2 separate regions of the Homo sapiens genome follow, and region 2 is linked to region 1. A link is a loop called in an ENCODE intact Hi-C map of the cell type or tissue named here. Cell type or tissue: mammary epithelial cell. All regions are shown on one strand. Links, peaks and the distances in the headings refer to the core of each region. The heading gives the core; the rest is flanking DNA. Region 1 overlaps NAV2 (neuron navigator 2). Region 2 overlaps NAV2 (neuron navigator 2).

Region 1 (9,963 bases), core at 5,183-7,682:
TGGATGAAGGTGTGGCTGAGCATCCCTGTTCCTGGAACTTGGCATCAGCATCACTGACATCGGAAGCACATGGACCCCCTCCCACTTCAACAAGCATCAAACCCATCTCTTCTCCTTGCTCTGGCCAGGTCAGACTGGAGCCAACTGTGCTGCAGCTCCTGTGGAAGCCTTGGCAGGGAGGTGAGGGGGAGCACCAGTTACAAGCAAAGGCTCCGAGTGCAAAGAGCCTTCGCTTATGATTCAGGAATCTCTGGGCAAGTTACCTAAGGTATCTGAGCCAGCAGTTCGTCATCTGTGGAATGGGGAGAATGGCAACACTTCTCATAGGGTTGAAGTAGGGAATAAAATGATATAATGTGTATTAAACCCTTAGAAAAGGGGCTGGCCTGGCATATAGTAAGCGCTTAATAAATGTCATCTGTTGTCATCATCATCTAACTTAAAAGAGTTTAGCGACAGTGTTCTTGAATCTGCCCTTGTTTACATACTACGGGTCACTTGTTTGGGAGTGGGAGAGGGAATAAAAACTACTTTTATTTATAACTGTAAATTGTGTGTATGTATTTTATATTTCATATAGGAAGTAAGTCAGGAATATGGGGCCTCTCTGAGCTAGGGCCAAGATGTGGTGCAGCTGGGCATACAATCCAGCTGCCCCTCAGGATGCTTTGCAGAGTCTACCCAGATGCGCCAGGCTGCAGAAGCACCATCATCTGGTGTCCATCTGCACAGCCATAACTAGGGAAGAGGCAGAGCTGAAGTATAATGGACAATCCTTGGCAACTGGGATTACTTATTCACTCATTAAACACTCCCAGTGTGTCCACAGTATATGGTTCTGGAACAAAAGCAAGTAAATTCTGTTTTCATGGAAGTCTCAGTCTCATGAGTGAGAAGGATTAATACAGAAGAGAGCTATGATAATAGAGACATATGGCCCTGGGCAGAAAGAGCAGAACTGAGGAGAAATACCAAATATCTAACTCGGTAATGGAAGTGGCTGGACTGGCACAGCTCACTTCTGGGGGCCTGGGGTTGGAAGGAGAAATCTGTTTCTGCATTTCCAAGAATCCTGGGTCTTACCTACACACCTTCTGTGTCCAACCAGTGATACAAATGTTACTGGCTCAGAAAAGATTGTTTAGGGATGGGCTGGCCATTCTTTCCTCTAAATATACTAAATTCTATTTTCTATGTAAGTTAAGACCTCATGAGTTTGCCCCTGCAAAAAATACCTCCGTGACTTTGGCTTTCAGCAATGGTTAACGTTGCAAACGGCTGTTTAAAGTATGCTTCTTTCCTTTGTAAGACTACTGTTATAAATATTGCAAACTAGGTTGTACATGGCAACACAAATAATAAATCCTTAAAAAATACAGTTCCCACTGCAATCTTCAACAGAACCACAGCTACATCCCACCAAACAGTAGGATGGCAGACAACCTGAATCGCCTATTAATATTATTATTATTTTTTTAATCTAGGGACTTAATTAGCTGCTAGGAATAGAACAGTAAATCAGTTGTCTTTTAATCCTGCTACATCTCTTATAATATTTTCTTTCATTAGGTAATGTAAATAATATTCTCTGTTATGTTTTCTTTTTGCTATGCCTGCCAAGAAAGCTTGGGGCTAAATTTAAGGCATGATAATAGTCCTTTAACCATGGGAGGTTTTGGTATATTTGCTTCCTTTTTATTTTACTGGGCTTTTGATTTGTTAGGTCTAATTTAGCAGTGTGACTCTGTGTGGGTCTTATATTGGTAGAGTACTACAATCGATTAGAAATACTACTGTTATTGGCCCGGGTGTTTCTTTTGTTTGTTTGAGACAAGGTTTGGTTCTATCAACCAGGCTGGAGTGCAGTGGCACAATCTTGGCTCACTGCAAACTCTGCCTCCCAGGCTCAAGCCCTCCTCCCACCTCAGCCTCCTGAGTAGCTGGGACTATAGGCATGTGCCACCATGCCCAGTTAATTTTTGTATTTTTTGTAGAGAAGAGGTTTTGTTACGTTGCCCAGGCTGTAACTGCCCACCAAAAGTGCTGGGACTACAGGCATGAGCCACCACACCCAGCCCGGGTGCTTTTTTTTTTTTTTTTTTTTTTTTGAGACGGAGTCTTGCTCTGTTGCCCAGGCTGGAGTGCAGTGGCGCGATCTCGTCTCACTGCAAGCTCCACCTCCCGGGTTCACGCCATTCTCCTGCCTCAGCCTCCCGAGTAGCTGGGACTACAGGTGCCTGCCACCACGCCCAGCTAAATTTTTATATTTTTAGTAGAGACGGTGTTTCACCATGTTAGCCAGGATGGTCTCGATCTCCTGACCTCGATCCACCCGCCTTGGCCTCTCAAAGTGCTGGGATTACAGGTGTGAGCCACCCCAGCCTGGGTGCTTCTTAAAGGGCCTTTATTGTTTTAGCAACAGCCGAATAAATAAGAAGCTTAAACAGTGTGAAAGACTTAGCTCATCTCAATGGCCATGGGACTCATATTCAGGCCTCCTCCCCTCTGTGAGTCCCTCCTGCCCTCAGACCTCTCCCTGTTTACCCTATCATTTGCCTTGGGCTTCTGGTCCTTAGCAATCTCTTCCTCTGCTCTGCTATCGGTAGGAGAGATCAAAGTAATAGGATAGTAGGTAATAGAGGTGGCATCCCAAATCAGAGGGCAAAGTGTTGTATAGAGACAGTAGGTATAAGAACATTTAAGGGGAAAAATCAATTCTTAATCTGTTATCTAATACCAGAAAAAAATTTCAGAGGAGAAGTTTTTAGTGAAAAACTAAAACCATGGAAGAAAATATTGGCAAAAATGGCCCAGTCATTTGGGTCCAGCCTTCCAAAGCAAGGCTGGATTTAGTCACCTTTGTATTTCCAGAGGCTCTGCATCATACCCAACACACAGTAAGTGCTAAAGGAATGCTGAGCTGCTCTGGTGGCTGAGGACTCACCAGCGGGTCACCTTCAGCATCACTGGGGGGCATCTGCTTGCTTGTCGATCCCTCCCGAGGCATGGAGTAGCCGTCGAAGCCGACATCCTCAGGCCGTAACTGCAGCAGGGGAGGCCACTCGTGCTGTTGTGGGCTGGCTGCCCATGGATATGTGTCCATCACCCACTTGGCAGGATCCTCCCAGGGGGCGCGCCTTCCATAGAGCTGAAAACAGGCAAAGAAGGAACAGTCTGGAAGTGGCCCAGATCTCTCTCGTAGCCCCAGTTTTGCAGCTTTCTGAAAAACTCCCCAAATCCAGCATCATGCCTTCCCTGATGGAGTAATTCCACTTCTATTCCATGCTCAGGAAGTCATCCAAGATGCAGACAGTTCGAGGTGCTAAGGCTGAAGGCAGCATGACCCAGTGGTCTAGAATACAGGCTTTGGAGTCAGGCTGATCTAGGTTCATGTCTCAGCTCTGCCACTGACTCACCGTGTGACCCTAAACTCTGAGCCTTGATAATCCAATTTGAAAAACTGGCTTTTGGGGAAAAACAATGACCTGATTTGAAGCATTTGCCAACATCCATGGTACAATCCCACCATGACTGACTTCAAACCACTGACATGATGTCACTGGATGTGGAGTTGGAAAAAGGTGCTATCAGCTTTCAAGAGCCAGCTCTAGTACTCCATTTGGTGCATCTACCCAAAGAATACTGCCTACATACCTTGGGTTCTGGGCACCAACACTGCAGGCAGAGGTCACAATGGCCCTGGCTTAATATTTACTTTGATTTTGTATTGAGACAAGGTTTTGCAATGTTGCTCAGGCTGGAGTATAGTGGCATGATCATGCTCCCTGTGGCCTCAATCTCCCGGGCTCAAGTGATGCTCCTGCCTCAGCCTCCCAAGTAGCTGAGACTACTTGTGTGCCACCATGTCTGGCTAATTTTTAAAACATTTTTTTTTAAGAGATGGGATCTCTCTATATTGCCCAGGCTGGTCTTGAACTTCTGGGCTCAAACAATCCTCGTGCCTTGGTCTCCCAAAGGTCTGGGATTATAGGTGTGAGCCACTGTGCTGGGCTGGTCCTGGCTCAATAAAACCCCGTTTCTTGAAATGGGTCTGACTCTTACAGCCCCTATATAGAAGTGCTACTCCTTTTCAAAACAGCAAATTGCTAACAGAGGTTGCACATAGGCAGTGAAATTATGAGGGCTTCTCTCTTGTCATGTATTTCTCAAAATTCCATAATAGCTAATTGGCTCTTAAAACAGTAAACTATATTATCACTTAATTTTATGGTAAGATCAACACCATGCCTCCAAGCTCCTTTTCTTAAGCCTCAATTATCTAATGGTAAAATGATTTTAGTGACCATTACTAGCAATTTCAAGAAATACATACATTCTTTGAAGAACAGAAACCTAGACTGGCCCAACACGAGGCTCTGTATATTACACAGCTAGGTATAGGCTTTATATTTTTCTCCTTTAACACCACCACATCTTCCAGCTGACTTTGTGCCAGGTACCGTGAGAAATGCTTTACGAATACCTTGCTTAACCACCGTGCAACTCCAAGAGGAAGTACTAATATCCGTGATTTACAGATGAGGAAATAGGCCCAGGGAGGAGAGAAGCCAGAATTGGAAACTAAGTATGTTCAATTCCACGGCCCACTAGTTTGGCCCACTTGGTCCATGTGGCAGGACATGCTCACAGCCAGGGCAGTGTCACCTGTAGTTCTGCAGAGAGGACTCTGCAGGGGGCCTTAGAGCACAGAGACTAAAGAGTCCTGTGGGCCACCACGGCTGCAGTGTGTCTCTAGGGTGGCCACGGCTGTCTGTCTGTCTGTCTGCTCTCCCTGCCCTCCCGCGAATCCTGCCGTGGAGAGGGTACAGAGAGCAAGGTGCTGACAACAGTGTGAAGCTGAGCTCTGAACCAACAAAACCACGTCTTTCCAAGGGGAAGGAGCTGGGGCCACCTAGCCCCACCCCCTCATTTACCAGATGGGCCAATCAAGGCCTGAAGAGCAGAGCCCGCTGAGAAAGGCTGTCAGGCAGAGCCCGATTTGAACCTAGAACCTCAGCTTCCTTTGCCAGGCCTTTTTCCTCTCCACCCCTCCTGACTGACACCACCTTGAACAACTCTGAGTCATGTGAGCCACGTGACTCAGCCAGACCCAGAGCAGGGAGACGCGGAGCAGGCTGTTGGCCAGATATCAGTGTGACAGCCTGCTGGGCTCATTGTCCCTGCCAGCAGTGCCCATACTCCCATGACTGTCTGTGCCATCTGGGACCTCTAGCTATGATTTCTGTCAGGGAAGCTGCCCACCCTGCCCCTTCTCAGATGGGCCCATCTCTCTGTATTCGTGGCTATCACCCCCTCTGCTTAAGTCATGCAGCCTCCTATGACTCATTGCCTTCCCAGACACCAGCACTCCTCCCGTCCTGCGCTCTGGCCCAGTCTGTTGCTAAGTCTTCCTTAACCTGGGGCAGGAGTGAGTCTCAGGCCTAGGAGCTCAGTCTGGCATTTGAAAAGCAATTATTGTGTGAGCAGGAAGGAATCGTGTGAGGGGCATGAGTTTGTGTGTATGTGGGCATGTGTCTCAGGGCAGAAGAGAATGCAAAAGTGGGATATTTGGAGCAGAAGAAGGCTGCTCCACATTAGAACCATTTGTGCAATTTTGAGAAGTTTCTCCCTCTGAGGTCTTTCCCTGTGGAAACTGGGCTGCATTTCCCAAGCCAGACCTCACATGAGGCTGAACCAAACCCTCACAGCTACTGCTTCTGTGACAGCTACTGCTTCTGTCTCCACTCTACAGCCTGGATGAGGACATGCTCAGGGCTGCAGAATCACAGAGGCTAGAACTCCTGGAGCTGAACATGTCCTCAGAGATTATCTGGCACCATGGTTTTCAAACATTTGCTCTTCATCTCTGGTCCTCAACTGAGTAGACTGGGGAACTTTTGGGCTTCATAGAAACCAGCCTGAAAAAACACTCTTCTAGTCCAAACTTGTCAATTTATAGATGGAGAACCCAAGGCCAAGAGACGGGAGACCTGTCTGGGGTCTCAGAGCAGGCTGGATAATCCGATAAATGGCCCCACACTGACTCTGCACTGTTCCTGTTCCCTGCAGGCACCAAGCCTGCCCTGGGCACAGAGAAAGGCCTTTTGAGTTACCCTGCAGACTTTAGACACTTTGGCAAGTGTTTCCAATGACAGCTCCAAAGGGAAGCAGGGCTCAGGACTGAGTCATAAGACAAATGCACATTAGGTACATGTTAACATCATCTGCAAGAACAGAAAATATTTTTACAAGCCTCCTCACTTGTCACTGGACATGTTCAAGTCTGGGTGATGAATGGCTGGGTAAGTACTGTGGTAAGCAAAGGAAACATCATAAAGCTCCTCAGCTCCACTGCAGGCCCCGAGGGCAGCAGCAGAGACATCTGGACAGACAGACACAGAGGGGAGGACATTCACTTTCCCTAAGGCAGGAGAAGGAACCTGGCATCCCCACTGGGTCAGGAAAAATGGGAGCAGGACAACAGGGAGCTGAGACATTGAAAACTAAAACCTGGGCCACTGTGAGCCTTCTGACTGTGGGATGCAGGGGGCTCCTGGGAGGGTGTGCACATCACAGAAGGATGCATCGGCTGCACATTCAGGAAGGTCCTCCAAGCAGTTCCACAAGTGCATCTGCACTTACACGCCCTTGCAGTGCTACCTTATGCTCACTAGAGGGCGATATCATGTTTCCTCCTGGCACGGGTGTACCTGTGGGAGGGGCTACCTGGAAGCCATCCTCATCCCCTGATGACAGCAGGTCTCCTTACGTTCCCACCAAATCCATACTACCATGGGCAGCGCTCCATCCCAGCTCCTGGTGCACGGTAGCCCTGTCAGAACCCATTCTAGGGACTCCACCTGTTCTCAGCCTAGAACCTCACTCTGAACTGCAATGTGCTCACTTCATGGCCACTTACCCGGGTTAGGTGAGGGGCAGGTGACCCTAGAGTAGGTGTGGACTCAAAGTAACACAAAGGAGAGTAGGGAATTTTAATTTTTTAAAAATAAAGGAATCCTTTTGTCAAATGAAATCATAGGGAGAACTCCACTCTATAAAATTCAGTATTTGGTTCCCCAAGCCACCTGTGGCTTCTCAGTGGAGTGATGGGTGTCCTCAGGATAGCCTGAAAATAACAGAAGTAGCCAAGGGGCCAGCTAGTCCTGGGCACCAACACGCACTCCACCATACCCTGCTGAGTGGACATGGTACGGGGCAAGAACGTCCGTGAGCCTCAGTTTCCTCATCTGTTAAGAGACTCACTGGGCTGTCAGAACTAAATGAGATCATGCACGTCGGGCCCCTAATGGTGCCTGTCAAGTAGCAGGCCCTCAAAAAACATCACCAAATGTTCCTTCAAAACCAGAGGCATGAAGAACACAGCAAGCTTCCGCAGGAATCCGCAGTCTATACAGTCTCCTGGGCTGATCAGGATGGCGAGGTCACAAGTTTGGGGCATAGTGACTCACTTTTGAGCCACTTAGTGGGATGCAAACTCTGGCCGCCTCCCTTTGCAGCTCCACACTCTTGAAAGACTAACCTTCAAATGACCTCTAAGCACAAAGCAGTGATGACTTTTCCTGCCTCACACTGAACTAGTGAGTCTTGAGATGGGAGCATGTCTCTGCTCCCTGCCCCAGATGGCTGGGGCCTCACTTTCCCATGGTGGGAAGGACGCCCAATGATCCTCTATGATCAGCTCCATCAGCAACCTCTCCTAGGTGGGAAGGGGAGTTCCTTTCCAGCCATGCCCAGAAAGCCTTCCTTTAGGTTCAGGTCCAAAGGAGCAGGGCCTTGGCACCGCCAACCACTGTTAACCAGTGAGGGGCCTGCTCAAGTGCAGCGCAAGGCTGGAGCACAGACAGGCTCCCTGCTTCCTGGTTAATGCCTTCCAGGGCAGGGGAGGCCTTTATTCAGCAGAGCCCGTGAGTTCTTCCCAGTGACTCTGAGGTTCACTCCCCTTCCTACACCAGAAGACCACATTTAGAGCAAAGATGAAGCAAATGGGAGAAGGTGAGGTGGAATCAGGGGCAAACAGTCCACCTCATCTGCCTGCAATTCTCTTTACTTTTCTTAAGCAGCTTGGGTTTCCCAGAGGTGCTGGGCATATCACACTCCCTGGAAGCCATCAATGAGAACAGAGGAGAGAAGCTTCTGAAATGAGACAGACTGCAAGAATCCAGCAGGTAGGAGATGCTTCCACTGGTCCCAAAATAGGAATGACTGAGTGGTTGTTTGGGTCTGTGGTCTTAACAAAACCATTTGATTAAGGACTAAATTATGGTCAATTTATCCACGCCAGTGACTTTACCTACCTAGGGAGGTTCTACTGCAAAGATCTAAAATCATTCATACCTTCTTGTATGAAAGCAACAGTTGATAGAGCTCTGCTAACCAATGATTTTAGGCTGGCCAAAAGTTGCCTAATTTCTTGCTTTTTTCCTGCTTTCACAATACACTTTATTAAATATGCTGACTTGAATTTGCAATGCGTATGCTCCAGTTTAGTGAAATATATCACAAGAGGCAAAATACTTTCCTTTTCAAGCTCCCTTTGTCCTGAATGCCTCTGAAGACCATCATTGCTGCTATAAATCATAGATAGAAAATAGTTGAATACTCCTCAGTTCAGCCCTACCAGAAATGACAAACACTGACTGCAGCCATTAACTTGCATTTGTCACACACGTGCCTGTGGGTGCACACCAGTCCCTGCACCCTCCACAGGCCTACGATAGCATCTTGTGTCTCCCACTGTCCAGTACCAAGGAAACAAAAAAACTCTTGGAAACCTGGCTACCAAACTGGTTTCTGGATTATTCAGCCACATGTGATGTCTGCTGATTACTAACTGTGAGTGTTAAAAGCCTACAGAACTTCTTAGGCTGCCTCCAGGCTCAACAATAAAACTATCCCAAGTTCCAAATTAATGGTAAGCTTCCAGTTAAACCCTGGGTCAAGTGAGAAGTAAAGAATTTTTGCTTTCCGGGCTGGGCACAGTGGCTCATGCCTGTAATCCCAGTACTTTGGGAGGCCAAGGTGGGTGAATTGCTTGAGGCCAGAAGTTCAAGACCAGCCTGGCCAACATGGTGAAACACCGTATCTACTAAAATCCAAAAAAAAAAAAAAAAAAGCCAGGTGTGGTAGCACACGCCTGTAATCCCAGCTACTTGGGAGGCTGAGGCACGAGAACTGCTTGAACCCAGGAGGTGGAGGTTGCAGTGAGCTGAGATTGTGCCACTGTACTCCAGTCTGGGTGACAGAACAAGACTCTGTCTAAAAAAAAATAAAAAGAATTTGTGCTTTCCAACTGCTGTCAGGCAGGAGGAACTGGCAGCCTTATGGGCCCCGAAGTTCCTAAGAGGGTAGGGGTGCTGATGTCAGGGAAAGAATGCCACCAGCCTCAGGGCTAAGAACCTGGAATTTGACCCAGAAGGCATGGATTCAAATCCCAGACCTTTCAAGCTTCCCTTTTATAACCTTAAGCACATCATTTATTCTCTTTGAGCCTCATTTTTTCTCTTAAAAATGGAGTAAAAAACCAAATTTCTGTCCAAGTTCCAGGACTAATCCAAGGCTTAACCCAAAAGGCAGATAGGAGAATATTTTGCAAACTGTGAAGTACTACACATGTGTATGGTTCTACTTCTCAGGCACTCACGATGCTGAGCACTTCCATTTCATCCTTGCAACAAACTCTTTGTGGCAGAATATCAATGAGGGCTCTGAGGCACAGAAAGGCTAACCAGCTGGCCTGGGGTCACAATGCTAATGGGTGGAAGAGCCAGGACTTGCAGCCAGGTGTGTCCCTACACTGGACTACACTGATGAACTCCCAGGTGAGGGGTTGTCACCCCATGTCAGTCAGATTCCTGGAGGAGGAGATAAAGACAACTCATCTGGTCACCAGAACAGTCCCCCTCAGCTTCAAGGAAGCCAGCAGGGGTGTCTTCTCACCTGGAG
Region 2 (9,963 bases), core at 5,419-7,918, 170 kb after region 1:
AAGAAAAGAAAAGAAAGAAAGAGAAGGAAAGGAAAGGAAAGAAAGGAAAGAAGGAAAGGAGGAAAGAAAGACAAGCAAGACAGAAAGACAAGAAGGCAAGAAAGCAAGCAAGCAAGGAAGAAAGAAAAGACAGACAGAAAGCCAGCCAGCCAAGAAAGAAAAGAAGGAAGGAAAGGAAAGAAAGGGAAGGGAGGGGAGACAGAAAGGAAGGAAGGAAGGAAGGAAGGAAAGAAGGAAGAAAGAAAGAAAAGAGAAGAGAAGAAAAGAGAAAAGAAAAGGAAAGGAAAGAAAAGAGAAAAGGAAAGAAAAAAGAAAAAGAAAGAAGAAAGAAAGGAAAGGAAAGGAAAATGGAAATGGAAATGGAAAGGGAAAGGGAAAGAAAAGAAATGGAACGGAATGGAAAGGAAGGGAAAGGAAAGGGGAAAGGGGAAAGAGGAAAGGGGAAAGGGGAAAGGAGAAGAAGAGAAAAGAAAGAAAGAGAAGAAAAGGAAAGGAAAGCAAAAGAAAAGAGAAGAAAAGAAAAGGAAAGAAAACAGACAGCTGGGTTCCTCTTTGTCAGGACCACAGTATTCCATTCCCTGGGCAAAACTTTCCACAAGACACTTGGCTGAGCAGCATTTGAGCTGAGCTGGCACTAGTGTACCATGAGAAATATGCCACACACAAGCTAGGACACAGTGCAGTCTTGTTTTGCCTTCTCTGGCAATTCTGTTTCTTTCTTTCTTTCTTTTTTTGAGACAGAGTCTTGCTCTGTCGCCCAGGCTGGAGTGCAGTGGCACGATCTCAGCTCACTGCAACCTCCACCTCCTCAGTTGAAGCGATTCTTCTGCCTCAGCCTCCTGAGTAGCTGGGATAACAGGCGCCCGCCACCACACCCGGCTAAATTTTTTTTTGTTTTTAGTAGATACAGGGTTTCACCATGTTGGCCAGGCTGGTCTTGAACTCCTGGCTTCAGGTGATCCACCCACCTCGGCTTCCCAAAGTGCTGGGATTACAGGCGTGAGCCACCACACACGGCCTAGTTCCGTTTCTTTTAGCCTTACAAAGGGAAGAGGAGAGGTGCAATAACTACAATAATAATTAATAGAATTATATATTTTCTCCCTCAGAGTAATTTTAGGGAGAGCTGAGAAGACTGAGGAAGCACAATCATGGGTCTTTAAAAGCCTAGGACTATTTTCAAGCGTTGAGCAATATTTTCAAAGAAATCTCCATCTAGAACATAGCACAAGCAGAATTTACATTAGACATCAAGCAGCAGCAAGTAGAATTGACATCAGACACCAAGTTGAACTTCCAACAATTGCCATTAACAGGGGACAAGGCAGCTAAGAAATATAACAGAATTAACTTTTCTTCTGAGATAGATGACAACTTTCTTAGGTCGTTCTTGGCATGGTGGTGCCTGGAGGCTGGGATGGAGTAAATGATATACCCATGATTTCATGGAGGAAATTTACTTGAAAATGCAAGTGCTTTCCAATTTCTCCTTCCACCTTTTAACCCAAAGAAATTTGGAAGGCATTTTTCTCTTATCTGAAAAGTGGTCAAACTTGCATTTCCCTCCCAGTGCTTTAAAATACATATATATGTATGTGTTTTTTTAAAAAAAGCAAAGATGAATGTCTATTATACCTTCCCCTAATGACTTTGGAGGAATGTAACTGCATCTACCTTCTGGGCCATCAGTGAAATCTTTTACTGCCAATTTGGCCACATTTTATGTATATAAGCCTGTTAAAAAAATACTGATTCTTAGGTTAGCTCTAGGCCCTTTAGAAAATATTGATTATGAAGCTAAGTCTAGGCATAGGTTTTCAAATTACCTCAACTAATTACCTTAACCACACGCACAAAATATAATAGCCATATTTACTTATCCATCACTCTATTAATGACATATTGTTGCTGGTCTTAACCCTCCGTTAGAAATTCAACTATTTTATTTTTTAGAGACAGGGTCTTGCTCTGTTGCTCAGGCTGGAGTGCAGTGCTGTGATCACAGCTCAATGCAGCCTCAAACTCCTGGGCTCAGGAGATCCTCCCACCTCAGCCTCCCATGCAGCTAGGGCTACAGAGATGCACCACCATGCCTGGCTAATTTGTTTTCTTTGCAGAGATGAGGTCTTCTATGTGTTGCCCAGGCTAGTCTCAAACTCCTGGCCTCAAGCGATCCTCTCACCTTGGCCTCCCAAAGTGCTGGGATTACAGGTATAGCTACTGCACCCAGACAGAAAGTCAAAGATCTTTGAGTTGGGGATGGTGTCTCATCTTTCCTTTTGGTAACCCCCACACAATTTATAGAGGTCTAAGAAATGTTTATTATACAACACATGTTTGGTCAGTATGGGGTTGTAGGAAAAGCATGGACTTCAGTTATCCACAGATAAATATTTAAATTGTGGCAATGCTGCTTATTAGCCACTTGACCCTGGACAAGTCACTTATCCTCTCTGGATCTCATTTGTAAAGTGGACATAAAAACCTCTCGCTAGAAGGGTTAGGGTGAGAGTCAGATGATATGGCACATAGCACAAAATGAGGGCTCAGTAAATATGAGTGTCCTGTTTCCCTCTTGTGGGTCGTGCTGGGAAATATTTGCCTTCCTCCAGGGCTCTACATCAGATCCCAAGGGCAATGTAGGAACACAAAACAGTAACCCACCTGACATGCTTAGGTGATCACGTTCTAAACTGCCAATTATGCCTCCTCTGACAATGACCTGAATGTAGGATATACCCACTAACTCACAGCCTGAACACAATAAAAACACAATCGAGCTCCAGTGGAAACAGCAGGGAGCTTTCAGCTCACAGATATGGAGAGGTCTTAAAACTTTAGTGTCTACCTGTAGCGATCTGGACCTTGCCAAGGAGGGCTCTACCTCAAGCCACTAGTCATGATTGGGAGAGCATCGCATTGTGACCAAATATGACTGAGCTTGGAGGATATCAAAGTGTTACAAAAGGACCATGGAAAAAATCCAGGATTTTTACTTGGAAATAAAGAAACCTTAAGGGATATGTTACAACATGAAAAAGAATGAAAACTGGGGCTTCAGAAGGCTGAATTATATCCGGTGATTGGAAATGTAAGAATAAAGAACTCCATTAACTGCTGAAGCCGTCAACAACAGCAAAAAAGTAAAGGGCTGCCTTATGAAGGAACAACATTTTGTCCAAGAAATATTCAAGCAGAGGCTGAAAGATGAGTCCTCAGTAAGCTATAGAAGGAATTCATGAGCAGTATGATAAGCAGGTGTGTGTGGTTCCTTCAATTCTATCATGCAAGATGCATTTCTCAACTGTAAGGCTCTGTACATGACCACACACCATAGGAAAACCCACCCATTTGCATAAGTAAGAGGAAGAACTAAGCAATTGATCAAATAGTTATGTAAATGTCCATTTCTAAATAGTCCTACCATGCACTGTCATTTCAAAGGATTGGCTGTGGGTAAGTTAAATTCAACCTCATGCTATTTATTATTCAGTGTCTCCATAAAAAAAAATTCAACATAGTCACATGTGTGACTTCTACTGCTTGAATATAAAGACATGTCACCCTGATAAGGAATTTTTGTTAGCGACCAACCCCATTTGATTTGACACCAAAGAGTGCACAGTCAAGCACTACTGGCTGCACAGTCTCTTCCCCGCAGCCGATTGACAGCATTTCAGGGTTTCTGAGCTCTTAAGGCCTGGTACAGGGGAGACATGGAGATAAAAAGAAAAATTAGGGGAAGATCACACACTGCAATCTGTCACTCTGAAATCTAAGTAATATTTGGAATATTCTCCGGCTCCTGCTTTTGCTTTTCAAATGTGGATTTTGCTGAGACTCAGCATCTGACAGGAATCCACACTGCTCCACGGGCCACACATCTGAACCATGCTGGGATCTGAAGCGTTGGCCTCGCTCTTTTGATGTCTGCACATCAGAACACAATCTGGAATGTGCATGGAGACTCGAGCAGCCATCTGAACTCCACACCCTTCTCATTGCTGGTCCTTTTCCCGTGCTATCCATGTACTCATATGAAAGAAAGATACAAACCTTGAAGAGAAGGAAACAAAATCAATCCCAAATGTGGGGCCCAAATCATTCTAAGATGGACTGCTTACAAATGGCTTGAAGAATCTCTGCACCATCACCGTGCCCAGGCAGTGGAACCAGAATCCTCTGAAATTAATCACTGGGGCTAATTGCTAGATGGGTAAGGTTCAATCACTGGGCTGCAGACCAATTCCACAGCTGTAATGTGGCTATTAAAATGCTGTAGTCAGGGATATTCAGTTCAATAAATGGATTTTAAGCCTGGATTCAGTTTTTAACCCGACTGTGGAAGTGGTAAGATATGAGAAGAATGACACAGCCACTAATAAATCCATGGCTTACCACTCATTTCCCTGACTAGAAGCTGCTGGAGCTTGGGACACAGAGTTTTGGAATGGGGAAAAGAGACAGAGAAGATAGCAGCCTGGAATCCACCGTAGTAAGAATTCTAATTAAGGTGTGACTTTTCTTCTTTAATTAAGAATGCGATAGTATAGTGTCCAAAAATAAATGCTTGCAGAATTAACTATACAACGACTGTGGATTTTATGCCGTCATACAGTATAATGTACCTGTAATCATCATTGTCTACATTACATTTAAATAAAATTTATATTTTTTTTTTGTTTCTGGTAAAAAGAAGCATGTTACAATTTTCCCCCCCAATTCACATAGGACTCTAAGAACATATTTTAAATCAGTGCTTCCATACAGGAACGAAATCCACTATTTTAGAATTCTAAATCTTGTTGAAAAGCAACTTTATCTGAAGAGTAAACAAGAAGATTCAAAGTTAAGTATCAGTGCAGTCCAGAGCCCCTAAATGAATAAAACTGAACGTATCTTAAAAATAGGATTTGCACACCAGTAAGAGACTTGTTTACGATTCTGGGGAGGAGGGAAGAAACTGTAAGAGGGAGAGAAAAGGGAAGAAAAACAAGAAGAAAAATAATAGGAAAAAAAAAAAGAAAGAAAGTTTGTTTAGCTCAAAGTCAATGCAAACATAATGCAACTCGTAATCAAGCTGGGTTCATGCTGTTCCAGCAGGTATTGCGTGGAAGGCCTCATCACCAACAGACACAGATTTCTGAGGCTCCATACTCACCAGTGAGTTCTTCCAGAGCAGGCTGTCCAGTCTTGGTGAAGTGGCTGGGCTCCACGCTCACACCTGTTGAGCTTGACTCGGCAGTAACATTCCCTTCAGTGTCCGTCTGAGACCTTCACACACAAACCGAAGCAGACACACTTGTCATGAGAGGCAACTACCACATCTGGACCACTGTGGTCTAACCACAGCCCTCACCATCACCTCCTGTAGCAAGAAGCTTCAGAACAGAGTGGACCAGCAGACTGACGCTAAATAATTCATTAGCCGTATGTGGAGCAATGTCCTAAGAACAGAGAGAGCCGCTGAACTGTAAAAGATAAACTTTTCATTGCCCAGATGGAGGGTCTGCAATCCCTCACTGGGGAATGCTTCTCTGAACCTCCGTCAGGATGCTAGGTCTAGCCAGACACATGCTGGAGGGTACGGGGTGATTTGAATAATTTAACCTATGCCAAAGAACAGCTTCTAAGTAACCAGCCATGCCAACAAGTCAAACATAAAGATGACTCTATTAACAGCTCCCCCACCCCAAAATTCTCCTGACATGGTTTTCTCTATAAAGGTGACCATAAAACCAGTCGGAAGTGGGTGCCAAGCAGGTGTGTTTGCCCTCCAGGTCTCTGATTCAGAGCTTAGTTCTTCTGACATGAAAGGTCTCATTGATCATTATTTCAACACTTGACTGAAATCTGTACTTCCCCAAACCCTCTCCATGCCCTTATTTGTCAAGCAAATTGAAGCAACAGCTTCATGCAATGTTTTCTTGTCACAGCTACCTCTGCTCATTCAGGCATGGCATGCAAATGCATAATTACACTCAGATGCATGACCCTGCATGTAACATTATTAACGCACTGGCATGCTGAACTAATTCAACCGATTTCACTACCTGTGAAGAAAACGTTTGCCCAGAATGAGAATGGACCACGGGGGATGTACTGATAAACCTCAAGTCATCCAACTGTTCTTCCCTCCTTTGTTCTTCCTACTGAGGCCATCGTTCTCAATTCTGTTATCTTTACCTTTAAAGGATTTCATACTCCCTGTGCTCCTTTCACCTCCAGCCAGGGTCCAAGCCCTCATCATCTCTGCTGAGGCCTTATGAGTACTTTGAAACAGGTACCTCACACCTAGAGGTTACAAATGGCAGCCCGGTGTGGAAACCAGCCCAACTTATTCCTACTGGTCTGCATAATATTTTAAAGTTTTAAAATTAGTTCAACATTTAAAAATCGGGATATTTCACAATAAATATCTGCATTTCTGCCTTCGTCCAGTAAAAACAATAAAGCTTGGAAAGGACTGTCTTTGTTATTGCAGATCGCCACCTGCTGGTGCCAAGTGGTGGCTGCACCCTCTAAAGAGGCGTGGCTCCCTCTGCCACAGGCCCACTCACCCTGAGCCACCCATCTAGATGACCATTTAGAGGCCAATTAGGCATCTGAATCTGTGATCTCCATTCTACACTCTTCCTAAGTTTGGTCTACTCCCCACACGATCTTTCATTGACTTTTGTAATACTGACGTGATGACATCACTGTCTTCGGTGGTTTCCATTACCCACAGAATAAGGTCTAAACCCCTTATTGTGGTAGATGATGGCCACATTCTTCCTTTATTTCCAGCCCCATCTCCTGCCTTTCCAACTCTTTACATACAACTCTACTATGCTGCACCCACATGTGGCTTCTCTCCACATGGCTTTAACAGGTTTATCTTTGCAGTAACTACAACCTCTCTGCCTAAAGGCCCTTCTCCTCCTTCCTTAGTTCGCTGCTAATCTGTCTTTAAGATGCAGCTTCCATGTCATCTTTTCCTGAGAGCTTTCCTTGACTCCTTGCCAGGAGTTCCTACAGCACTCTCCTTATTCTCTTGTTGGCTAAAATGTGATCCTATAGCACTCTCCTTATTCTCCTGTTGGCGAAAATGTAAATCTTTCCTCAACTAGATTGAGAGCTCTTCAGAGGCAAAGGTTAGTTCAAGTTCATATGCTACACAGGCAACGCAAGAAGGGTGTGTTGACTGGATAAATAAGAAATGTTTAAGTCTCAGAAGATGCTAGGTACTAGAAGGAACATTAGACTTGGAAGTCTAAATATTCGACTAGCTCCAGGTCTAAGATCTATAACTTGTTAGCCATGCAAAACTTGAGTTGTCACTCCACCTCTTTGAATCTCAGCATCCTCATCTGTACAATGGGGATAATAATAGCAATCTCCTCTGGTTCTATAAAAATGAAAGGTGATGTGACACACAACTCTTAGTAAACTATAAAGTGATAAAGTGATAGATGAATCCACTGTTACTTCTGAATTGATAAATATAATTCATTCTGAGTGATTTTTAAAAAAATGACCCATCTTCCCTTTACTCCTTGGTAACAACTTTAACATGGAGAGGTTTTGGTGGGCGGGGGGGGAGCAATTATAAGTTATATATAGTGAACCATAAGCTTGAGGGAGAGAATTTTAGAGCAGAAAAGGAGAATAAACCATTTTATAGAATCTAATCTAATCCAATCTTCTCATTTTCCAGATGAAGACAATAAAGATAAAGTGATTTAGAGTCAAGACTGGTGGTTAAGAGCCTGGTCTCACTAGTTAGACAGACTTGGCTTTTTGGTTTGTTTGTTTTTGAGACAGTCTCGTTCTGTTGCCCAGGCTGGTGTGCAGTGGCGTGATCATGGCTCACTGCAACCTCCGCTTCCCAGGTTCAAGGGATTCTCATGCCTCAGCCTCCGGAGTAGTTGGGACTACAGGCGTGCACCACCTCGCCAGGCTAATTTTTGTATTTTTAGTAGAGATAGGGTTTCACCATGTTGGCCAGGCTGGTCTTGAACCCCTGACCTCAAGTGATCTGCCCACCTTGACCTTCCAAAGTGCTGGGATTTCAGGTGTAAGCCACCATGCCCAGCCTACACCTGGTTTTAAACATGAGCCCCTCTAGTCTAGTTCTGTGACTTGGGGCAAATTGCTTAATTACCTCTAAGCTGCTAGCTCATGGAGGTGTGGGAAGAATGAAGTGAGCTAAGATGTGGAAAGCCCTTAGCGGACTCTGTACCCACACTCGATCAATACCTGTTCCTGCAGCCAGTGCCGAAGACCTCAGAGGGCACCAAGGGCTGATAAAGGACAGGGCCCAGGTGTCCTGATTCGTATCCTGGTGCTCTTATTTCCAGCGTCACTTCCCAGACTACCCTAAAGATGAAGGCAACTCAGAGGGGACAGAAGGACGTTAGTTACCCAGAGTGGGCATTAACGTAAAAACGGGGCTAGTCAGATCCACATCATAGACGTTTTCCTCTTCCTCCTCTTTGTCAGACATTTGCTTTTTATCATTAAGACTTTTTCTTCTGATAGAAAAGCTTGAAATAAAAAAAGGTTATATCTTTTATAATCTTTCAAATGATTATAGCGAACAACAAAAAAAGAAGGAATGGGATTGATGGTGATCAAAGACTGTCATATTTTAATTTTGAAAATGCAAATTGAGAAGCTGTGAATCCTGAATATGTATTACCTTAAGACTAATAATGCTATTGGAATTATAAAAATTTCATATGGAGCTATTTAGTTGCCTCCACACTTCAGAGAACAGTTCATGGCTGGGCGCGGTGGCTCATGCCTGTAATCCTAGCACTTTAGGAGGCTGAGGAGGGTGGACTGCCTGAGCTCAGGAGTTCAAGACCAGCCTGGACAACATGGTGAAATCCTGTCTGTATTAAAATTAAAAAAAAAAAAAAAATTAGCCAGGCATGGCGGCATGCACCTGTAGTCCCAGCTGCTCAGGAGAGGCTGAGGCAGGAGAATTGCTTGTACCTGGGAGGCAGAGGTTGCAGTGAGCTGAGATGGTGCCACTGCACTCCAGCCATGGCGATAGAGCGACACTCCATCTCAAAAAAAAAAAAAAAAAAAAAAAACAGAAACAAAACAAAACAAAAGCCGTGTATGTAGACCAGCTGAGTCATTATCTAAGCCCTGGTGCTCTCTCAGGATTGTGAGCTGAGCTGATGACTTGATTCAATAAAATGAGACCTTCTCCCAATTAAAAAGATTGGTATGACCCTCACTGAAGGAGAATGCAAGCAGAACAAAAGGAAGGAGTGCAATGCCTGACATTCCTTTGCTGGCCTGGTGCTGGCTGGCTTTCCTTTGAAAGCACTTAAGCCAGTCCCTCCACCAGCTATTGGCAGGAACTGTAACAGAGACCACTAGAACACAGCTCAGGAGGAAAGAGGGAATATCGAATTCTTTGGGGAATCATACAAACATAGCAAGCTGAAAGTCTGGGCATGCACCTATGCACCTGAACAGGTATGTAAATACGGGTATGCACATGTGCCTTTGCATTTTATGTATGAATGTATACTTGTGTCCATGCTTATATGTGACTTTTAATGTGTGTCCACATGTATGGCTGTATGAGTGTGAGTGTACAGCTGTGCATCTGTATGCACTTGAGTTACAACTGTAAAATACGTGTCTAGAATGTGACACTTGATCATTAATCCTCTTTTGTGTGTACAAGTATTAGTTATCCAATTGTGCAATGTGGCCAAATGCACTGCTCATCTCCAGCACAGGATCGAATCAGGCACTGTCAGTGAAAGCTCTGGGAATGATAAGAACTTTAAGGGCAGGGGTTGGGGAGCTTCCATCTGCCTGGAGTGGACTCATCCATGTGTATGACGTGGCCCCTGAATCCCATGTGCCTCATTCAGCAAGGGGTGTGGTGTAGCCTGAGCAATGAGCAATGTCGCTGACCAGAATCACACAGAGCAGCAGCACCACTGTGTGGAC

Evidence for each region. A loop is a pair of places that touch in the nucleus more often than their neighbours do. Peaks named below come from ENCODE experiments on the same cell type or tissue, not always from the same donor. Only the 100,000 strongest peaks of a DNase experiment are listed, where the experiment ranks them.
Region 2: it touches region 1 in a loop (9-fold over the local background); 21 of 110 quality-filtered maps call a loop at or near these places.

The regions. Positions count from the first base shown.
Region 1 is chr11:20,107,777-20,117,739 of GRCh38, reverse strand. It overlaps NAV2 (neuron navigator 2), which reads right to left. Exons shown (of 38, transcript NM_145117.5): 36 at 9,958-9,963; 37 at 2,945-3,148. LOC107984418 (a long non-coding RNA gene) reads left to right here. Exons shown (of 3, transcript XR_001748477.2): 3 at 1-550. Among named protein-coding and RNA genes, the nearest start is that of DBX1, 48 kb to the left of the region's middle. RefSeq lists enhancers at 2,562-3,061, 3,062-3,563, 4,368-5,267, 5,268-6,167. In mammary epithelial cell, for the core only: a CTCF peak has its summit at 6,660 (motif pointing right); DNase peaks (open chromatin) are centred at 5,339, 6,279 and 6,629; H3K27ac peaks cover 968 bases.
Region 2 is chr11:19,934,972-19,944,934 of GRCh38, reverse strand. It overlaps NAV2 (neuron navigator 2), which reads right to left. Exons shown (of 38, transcript NM_145117.5): 8 at 5,162-5,274. Among named protein-coding and RNA genes, the nearest start is that of NAV2-AS3, 41 kb to the left of the region's middle. In mammary epithelial cell, for the core only: a CTCF peak has its summit at 6,497 (motif pointing left); a DNase peak (open chromatin) is centred at 5,824; H3K27ac peaks cover 367 bases.